Regions from separate parts of the Homo sapiens genome. Here region 1 is linked to region 2. A link is an interaction called in ENCODE POLR2A ChIA-PET data of the cell type or tissue named here. Cell type or tissue: Caco-2. All regions are shown on one strand. Links, peaks and the distances in the headings refer to the core of each region. The heading gives the core; the rest is flanking DNA.

The links. ChIA-PET counts read pairs that join two places held together with the same protein. Peaks named below come from ENCODE experiments on the same cell type or tissue, not always from the same donor. Only the 100,000 strongest peaks of a DNase experiment are listed, where the experiment ranks them.
Region 1: POLR2A ChIA-PET joins it to region 2 with 7 read pairs; 2 of 35 experiments call an interaction of 5 or more read pairs at or near these places.

The regions. Positions count from the first base shown.
Region 1 is chr16:11,644,852-11,649,241 of GRCh38, forward strand. No RefSeq gene overlaps it. Among named protein-coding and RNA genes, the nearest start is that of SNN, 21 kb to the right of the region's middle. In Caco-2, for the core only: no CTCF peak of the experiment used is centred there; no DNase peak of the experiment used is centred there.
Region 2 is chr16:11,282,222-11,286,611 of GRCh38, forward strand. The region is part of intron 1 of LOC105371082 (a long non-coding RNA gene); the gene reads left to right. Among named protein-coding and RNA genes, the nearest start is that of PRM1, 3.1 kb to the left of the region's middle. RefSeq lists enhancers at 3,886-4,386, 4,387-4,390. In Caco-2, for the core only: no CTCF peak of the experiment used is centred there; a DNase peak (open chromatin) is centred at 1,922.

The DNA of each region.
Region 1 (4,390 bases), core at 76-4,075, 360 kb after region 2:
CTAACATCTTGGGAGGCCGAGGCGGGCAGATCATCTGAGGTCAGGAGTTCCAGACCAGCCTGGCCATCATGGTAAAACCCCGTCTCTACTAAAAATACAAAAATTAGCCAGGTGTGGATGCCTGTAATCCCAGCTGCTCAAGAGGCTGAGGCAGGAGAATCGCTTAAACCCAGGAGATGGAGGTTGCAGTGACCCAAGATCGCGCCATTGCACTACAGGCTGGGCAACAGAGCGAGACTCCATCTCAAAAAAAAAAAAAAAATGTTTCCTTATCCTACAATGCAGTGGTCTCCAGGATATATGGTTAAGCAAAAAAAAATAAATAACTGTTCAGGTGTGGTGACTCACATCTGTAATCCCAGAACTTTGGGAGGCCGTGGCAGGTGGATCACATGAGGTCAGGAGTTCGAGACCAGCCTGGCCAACATGACAAAACCTCATCTCTACTAAAAATACAAAAATTAGCTGGGCATGGTGGCGGGCGCCTGTAATTCCAGCTACACAGGAGGCTGAGACAGGAGAATTGCTTGAACCCTGGAGGCAGAGGTTGCAGTGAGCCGAGGTTGCACCACTGCACTCTAGCCTGGGTGATGGAGTGAGACTCTGTCTCAAAAAAAATTTTAAATAAATAAATAAATAACAGTATCCAAGGATCAGAACTATGAATGCAAAGCATGCTACCTACCTTCTCAATACACCTGTGGTTTGTATATGTTTGTTCACATTTTCAAAGAAAAACGATGGAATGATAAAGCCAACATGGGTATTTACAGGGTAAGAGGAGGCAGACTGGTGATGGAGGGGTGGAAGCTCAGCTTCTCTGAGTGTGTCTTGTTTCAGAGTTTCTATTTGGTAAATGTAAATATTTTACAAAATTACAAAGTAAAATCAAAGACAAAAAGACCGATCCCTTAAAATAAAAAAAAAAAGTAAAAAACCCTGAGTATATGCCAATTTGGCATAACCACACTAAGAAGGATTATTGGAAGTGACTTTTTTCCTTTTTTTTTTTTTTCCAGACAGAGTCTCACTCTGTCACCCAGGCTGGAGTGCAGTGGCACAATCTCAGCTCATTGCAATCTCTGCCTCCTGGGTTCAAGCAATTCTCGTGCCTCAGCCTCCCGACATACCTGGGATCACGGGAAGGCATTGCCATGCCCGGCAAATTTTTTTGTAATTTTAGTAGGGATGGGGTTTCACCATGTCAGCCAGTCTGGTCTTGACCTCCTGACCTAAGGTGATCTGCCCACCTTGGCCTCCCAAAGTGCTGGGATTGCAGGTGTGAGCCACTGCACCCAGCCTCTTCTTTTTTTTTTTAACTTTCATTTGAAGTTCAGGGGTACAAGTGCAGGTTTATTACATAGGTCAACCTGTGTCATGGGGGTTTGTTGTACAGATTATTTCATCACCTAAGCATTAAGCCTAGTACACATTAGTTATTTTTCCTGATCCTCTCCCTCCTCCCACCCTCCACCCTCCAAAAGGCCCCAGTGTATGTTGTTCCCCTGTATGTGTCCGTGTGTTCTGCCATTGAGCTCACAGAAAGTGACTTTAAAATAGCATTTTGAGGCTGGGCACGGTGGCTTATGCTTGTAATCCCAGCACTTTGGGAAGCCGAAGCGGGCAGATCATGAGATCAGGTGTTTAAGGCCAGCCTGGTCAATATGGTGAAACCCCGTCTCTACTAAAAATACAAAAATTAGCCAGGTGTGGTGGCACATGCCTGTAATCCCAGCTACTTGGGAGGCTGAGGCAGAAGAATTGCTTGAACCCGGGAGGTGGAGGTTGCAGTGAGCTAAGATCGTGCCACTGCACTCCAGCCAGGGTGACAGAGCGAGACTCTGTCTCAAAAAACAAAAATAGCATTTTGAGCCAGGCACAGTGGCTCATGCCTGTAATCCCAGCACTTTGGGAGGCCAGGAGTTCGAGACCAGCCTGGCCAACTGTAATCCTAGCTACCCGGGAGGCTGATGCATGAGAATTGCTTGAACCCAGGAGGCAGAGGTTGCAGTGAGCCGAGATTGTGCCACTGCACTCCAGCCTGGGCAACAGAGCGAGACACCATCTCAAAAAAAAAAAAAAAAAAGCATTTTGAGCAGGGCACAGTGGTTCATGCCTATAATCCCAGCACTTTGGGAGGCCAAGAGTTCGAGACCAGCCTGGCCAACATGGTGAAACCCTGTCTCTATCTACTAATAATAAAAAATGAGCTGGGAGTGGTGGCACACATATGTAATCCTAGCTACCCAGGAGGCTGACGCAGGAGAATTGCTTGAACCCAGGAGGCAGAGGTTGCAGTGAGCCGAGATTGTGCCACTGTACTCCAGCCTGGATAACAGAGCGAAACTCTGTCTCAAAAAAAAAAAAAAAAAATAGCACTTTGATTGTATTATACCAGATATTATATATCTCTAGTGGGTTTTACCCTAAGGACAAAAGAACCACCATGAAACAGAACTACATTGAAATCCTCACCTGTACTCAGTTATCTTATAGGTAGTGATTATATTAGCATTCTGACAGTGAAGCTGTCAGGTTTTTGCCATCTCTTGCTTCCTCTCTCACCACATGATCTCTGCACATGCCTGCTCCCTCTTTGCTATCCACCATGAGTGGACACGGCCCAAGGCCCTCACCAAATCCAGCTGCCCAATCTTCAACTATTTTTTTTTTCTTTTTTCGAGATGGAGTCTTGCTTTGTCACCCAGGCTGGAGTGCGATGGCACCATCTTGGCTCACTGCAACTTCTGCCTCCTGGGTTCAAGCAATTCTCCTGCCTCAGCCTCCCAGGTAGCTAGGATTACAGGCGCCTGCCTCCACACTCAGCTAATTTTTTGTATTTTTAGTAGAGATGGGGTTTCACCATGTTGGCCAGGCTGGTTTCGAACTCCTGACCTCAAAAGATCCGCCTGCCTCGGCATCCCAGAGTGCTAGGATTACAGGCATGAGCCACCACGCCTGGTCCCAATCTTGAACTTTTAAACCTCTTTTCTTTGTAAATTTTTAAAAAGAAATGATTATCTTTGTAATATAGGATAAAGAAAATAAGAAATTGGCCGAGCACGGGGGCTCACACCTGTAATCTCAGAACTTTGGGAGGCCAAGGCGGGTGTATCGTTTGAGCTCACGAGTTTGAGACCTCCTCAAACTGGCGAAACCTTGTCTCTATTAAAAAATACAAAAACTAGCCAGGCTTGGTGGTGCATGCCTGTAGTCCCAGCTACTTAGGAGGCTGAGGTGGAAGGATGGCTTGAGCCCAGGAGGTAGAGGTTGCAGTGAGCCAAGATTATGCCACTGCACTCCAGCATGGGTGATACAACCAGACCTTGACTCAAAAAGAGAGAAAGAAAGACAGGAATGAAGGAATGAAGGAAGGAAGGAAGGAAGGAAGGAAGAAATTGTGTTAATGTTGTTAGAAACCCAGATTTTCTATGTTAGAAAAAAGGAGATATATGCCGGGCCTGGTGGCTCACACCTGTAATCCCAGCACTCTGGGAGGCCGAGGTAGGCGGATCACCTGAGGTTAGGAGTCTGAGACCAGCCTTGCCAATTTGGTGAAAACTCATCTCTACTAAAAAATACAAAAATTAGCTGAGTGTGGTGGTGCACCTGTAGTCCCAGCTACTCGGGAGGCTGAGACAAGAGAATCGCTTGAACCTGGGAGGCAGAGGTTGCAGTGAGCTGAAATCACACCACTGCACTCCAGCCTGGGAGACAGAGCAAGACTCTGTCATAAAAAAAAAAAAAAAAAAAAAAAAAGAAAAAAAAAAGGCCGGGTGCAGTTGCTCACACCTGTAATCCCAGCACTTTGGAGGCCGAGGCAGGCAAATCACAAGGTCAGGAGTTCAAGACCAGCCTGACCAACATGGTGAAACCCCGTCTCTACTGAAAATACCAAAATTAGCTGGGCATGGTGGTGCATACCTGTAATCCCAGTTCTCAGGAGGCTGAGGCAGGACAATCACTTGAAACCGGGAGGCGGAGGTTGCAGTGAGCCAAGATCATGCCACTGCACTCCAGCCTGGGCAACCGAACGAGACTCAGCCTCAAAAAAAAAAAAGAAAAAGAAAAGAAAAAATAAAATAAAACAAAGAAACTCTCAGAGACTATTGAGGTCCCTTCGAAGGTGAAGGACATCATGCAAAGACGTTCCTGTACTGACTATGATTCTGAGTGCTTTACAAGTTTTTTGATTGTTTGTTTGTTTGAGACGGAGTCTCACTCTGTTTCCTAGGCTGGAGTGCAGTGGCATGATCTCGGCTCACTGCAACCTCTGCCCCCCAGGTTCAAGTAATTCTCCTACCTCAACCTCTGAGTAGCTGGGATTACAGGTGAGCCACCACACCCAGCTAATTTTTGTACTTTTAGTAGAGATAGGGTTTCACCATGT
Region 2 (4,390 bases), core at 320-4,319:
CGGGTTTCTGAGGATATGTGCTGGGAGAACTTGACCTCAGGTGAGGCTCTAGGGAGAGCCCCAAAGGGGTGCTGGCGAAGTGAACCCTAAATGGATGCTATAGTAAGAGGAGGGAGGAGCACCTGGGAAGAAAGAGCTGCTCCTGCAACTGTTCTGAGGCGGTGCAGGATGTGCAGTTCTGTTTCTATGCAGGGCCAGGCAGCAGGGGATCCGTGGAGACAGAAAGTGATCGGGGTGACCAGGGCGGGTGGAGCAGGGAGCAGCTGTGCCATGGGTGGGGGGCTTCCTTGTGGGCTGATGCTTTGGAACTTGATAGAGGCGGTGGTTACACAACATTGTAACTGTACTAAATGCCACTGAATTACACACTTTATTTATTTATTTAATTTTGAATGAACGAATGACAGGGTGTCGCTCTGTCGCTCAGGCTGGAGTGCAGCGGCGCAATCTTGGCTCACTGCAAACTCCGCCTCCTGCTTCAAGCGATTCTCCTGCCTCAGCCTCCCAAGTAGCTGGGATTACAGACGCCCGCCACCACACCTGGCCAATTTTTGTATTTTTAGTAGAGATGGGGTTTCACCTTGTTGGTCAGGCTGGTCTCGAACTCCTGACCTCAAGTGATCTGCCCGCCTCAGCCTCCCAAAGTGCTGGGATTACAGGCATGAGCCACCACACCTGGCCTTGAATTACACACTTTAAAATGATGTATTTTATGTTACCTGACTTTCAGCTCAATTGCAAACACGAAAAGCTGTGAGGCCAAAAGGTGCTAACAGGTGTGAGGGATTGGAGCAGAGCATGGTGCAGGGCACTGGTCATGGTGTGGTCTTTTCCACAGCCCCATGGATTTTAAGGGTAAAGAGGGGAGCAGTTAGAATTGGTTTGGCTACTTAAACAGAAAACCGAAATGAGTGAGTTGGGTGGAAGTTTTATGTTTTTCTTAAGGAGTCAGAGGTGATTTCGGGGGTCATTAGATTGTCCCTGTTTGGGGGATACACATGCTGGAGGATTTAGGGGTGATGACATATGTTTGCCAACTACTCTCAAGGATTTACCCATAGAGAAAGAGGGAGAAGAAGGGAGAGAGAGGAGACAGAGATGGGGGCGGGGAGCTGAACAGATGTGACAGAACGTTCACAACTGGCCATGCCAGGCGCGGTGGCTCACACCTGTAATCCAGCTCTTTGGAAAGATCGGCTGAGCCCAGGAGTTCGAGACCAGCCTCGGCAACATAGAGCCCATCTCTACAAAAATAAAAAAAAAATAAAAAAGATTTTTTTGAAAAAACAATTGGCCAATCTGTGTAAAGGGGAGGTGTTTGTCAGGGGTTCTTGCAAGTTTTCTGAAATTTTGAAATTATTTCAAAATAGATTATTAAATTTTTTTAAAAAGAACAAAAGAAAACCCAGGGAGGTCAGCCAGGGCTGGTGTGAGGCTCCATCCTTTTCAAGGGTCCAGGCTTTTGTCTTTTAGCTCTGCCTTCAGCAAGTGCTTTCCATCCACAAAGTTGCCTCATAGTCCAAGATCAGGGCTGCCAGGGATGGTTGTGCAGTTTGTGTCCTGCTCCAAGCTCCCTGCCAAAGGGATTGAGTAGGGACTGAAATCCAGCCTGTGGTCTACTTGCCACTCCAGGCCCTGTACTCACAGGGAATGTTTCAGCCCATCGGAGCTGTCTTTTTCCTAATTTGCCTGCTCACAGCAGAAGTCTCTTCCAAATTTGAACAAAGGCACACTAAGGGCTAAACTTGGCCCTGCTGGAGTCCCACCCATATCCACCGTGCAAGCAGGAAGGAGAAAGAGGAGGGGTGGCAAAGGGAGTTCTTGTCTCTTTTTTAGAGACAAGGTCTAGCTCTTTTGCCCAGGCCGGAGTGCAGTGGCGCAATCATAGCTCACAGCAGCCTCAATGGAATCCTCATGGTATAAAGAGCTTTCCCAGATGCCCTGTCCAGCAACTTCCCCTTCTGATCACTGGCCTCCCTGCAAAAGCACACTGCCCCCTGGGGTAAAGCAGGGCTCCTAGAAAGGAGAAGGGGCTGATGGATACCAGGTAGACAGTTAGTACTCTCTTCCCCGAAGGGGATGGAGCCCACCCCTGACCCCAGCAAGATGGGGAAACCATGAATTTGAAGCTAAAGTCTATTGTCACTAAGAGGGATACAGTAGCACATAGTAGGTTAGCAGTAACTTTTCATTAATTGATTCAGATCTAGATTGAGGTAAAATTGTTACCCCCAATCCTCTAACACTTACTTTTTTTTGTTTGGTTGGTTTTTTTGTTTGCTTGTTTGTTTTTTAGATGGAGTTTTGCTATTGTTGCCCAGGCTGGAGTGCAATGACACCATCTTGGCTCACTGCAACCTCTGCCTCCCAGGTTCAAGCGATTCTCCTGCCTCAGCCTCCTGAGTAGCTGGGATTATAGGCATATGTCACCACGCGTGGCTAATTTTTGTATTTTTAGTAGAGACGGGGTTTCACCATTTTGGCCAGGCTGGTCTCAAACTCTTGACCTCAAGTGATCCACCCACCTCAGCCTACCAAAGTGCTAGGATTACAGGCGTGAGCCACCACACCCAGTCCAGGGTGACTATCAATCTTCGACATCTCATCAGGTTCCTCTGAGACCATGTGAGTTACCCTGTCTCTACTAAAAAGACAAAAATTAGCTGGGATGGTGGCTCTTGCCTGTAATCCCATCTACTCAGGAGGCTGAGGCAGGAGAATCACTTGCTGGGGTTACAGGCATGAGCCACTTTGCCCAGCCACAGAGATTAGTTCTGAGTTCTGGGAAGAGGATGCCCTGGAGCTAGGCGGTGGGGACATTTGGCCTCGTCTGGGATCTTGAAGCCTTCCGTGGTCATCTGAAATTTTGGGTTTGTCACAGCAGCTGGCTGTTACTCTAATACAGTACTTGCCACTCACTGATACTGTGTTTATAATTTGTCTCCCCAAGTGGGATGGAAGTTCAGTGAGACTTTCTTTTGTTCAGTGTGACAATCCTAATACTGAGAATAACCTGAACTAAAAGGAACTGAAATATTTGTTGAATGAATAAGTGAATGGCAAATGGATGCTTTGTATGATAGGATTCTTTTCTTGGCTTTTTCCAAATCTAAAATTGTGTTATCATGATTTTTAAAACGACGTTTAGCTTCTCCCTGCCAGCCACCCCACTTCTGTTGGGTATTGTCCTTGGCACTGGCGATTAGAAATCACCAAGACTCCTGCCAGTTAAACACACGCTGAGTCTCATAAGGGGACATCCAATACTGTTCCCTGAGGTCCTAATTGGGCAGCCACATGGCTTGTCCCTCTGCCGACCCCCACGTCTGTGTTGTCACAGTGGCCTCTCACCCCCGCCCTGTTCAAGGAAAGACATCACCAAAGGAGGAAGGCAGGGGTAGGGGATATGTGCCCTGCTGTGCCACTGGGAGGGGTGAATGCAGGCAGTTCATTCCCAGAATAATGAAAGGATAATTTAGCAGTAAGATGACAGTGTTTTAAATGTGCCATCATAGCCACAATTCCATAGTCAGGGATTTATCCCAAAGAAATTCTCCTGCGTGTTCATACAGGTGTGAGATGGAGGGTGTTCATTAAAGCATTGTTTGTGGGGGAAAATTAGAAATCGCTTAATGTTCATCTTAAGGAAATGGTAAATCAGTTGTTTCACCCATGTTGTGGAATAGCTCACAAGCATTCAGAACCCTGGAGAGTGATGTGATGTGGACTGATATGGAAGGAGGTCTATGCTATATCGAAACTGAGTGAGTTGCCAAAATGTAGGGTGTCATCCCATGTTTGTAAAAAGATTAGAAATTAACACTCACATACACAGAGGAAAAAGTCTAGAATGTGATACATTGACCTGACAGTGGGAGGTGGAATAATGGAAGGCTTCACTTTCTACTTTATTCATTTCTGTATTTTGGGGGGATTTTTCACTGTAAGGGTATGTTGAATGAGTTATTTCCATGAACAGAAAGAAAACAATGTCTGTAATCCTAGCACTTTAGGAGGCCAAGGTGGGTGGGTCGCTTGAGCCCAGGAGTTCAAGACCAGCTCGGGCAACATGGTGAAATTCCCTCTCTACAAATTATACAAAAATTAGCTGGATATGGTGATATGCACCTGTAGTTCCAGCTATGCTGGTGGGAGGACCACCTGAGCCCAAGGAGGCTGAGGCTGCAGTGAGTCGTCATCCCGTCACTGCATTCCAGCCTGGGCAACAGAGTAAGACCCTGTCTCAAGAAAAGAAAAGAGGCCAGGCGTGGTGGCTCACACCTGTAATCCCAGCGCTTTGGGAGGCCGAGGCAGGCAGATCACGAGATCAGGAGATCGAGACCACGGTTAAACCCCGTCTCTACTAAAAATACAAAAAATTAGCCAGGTG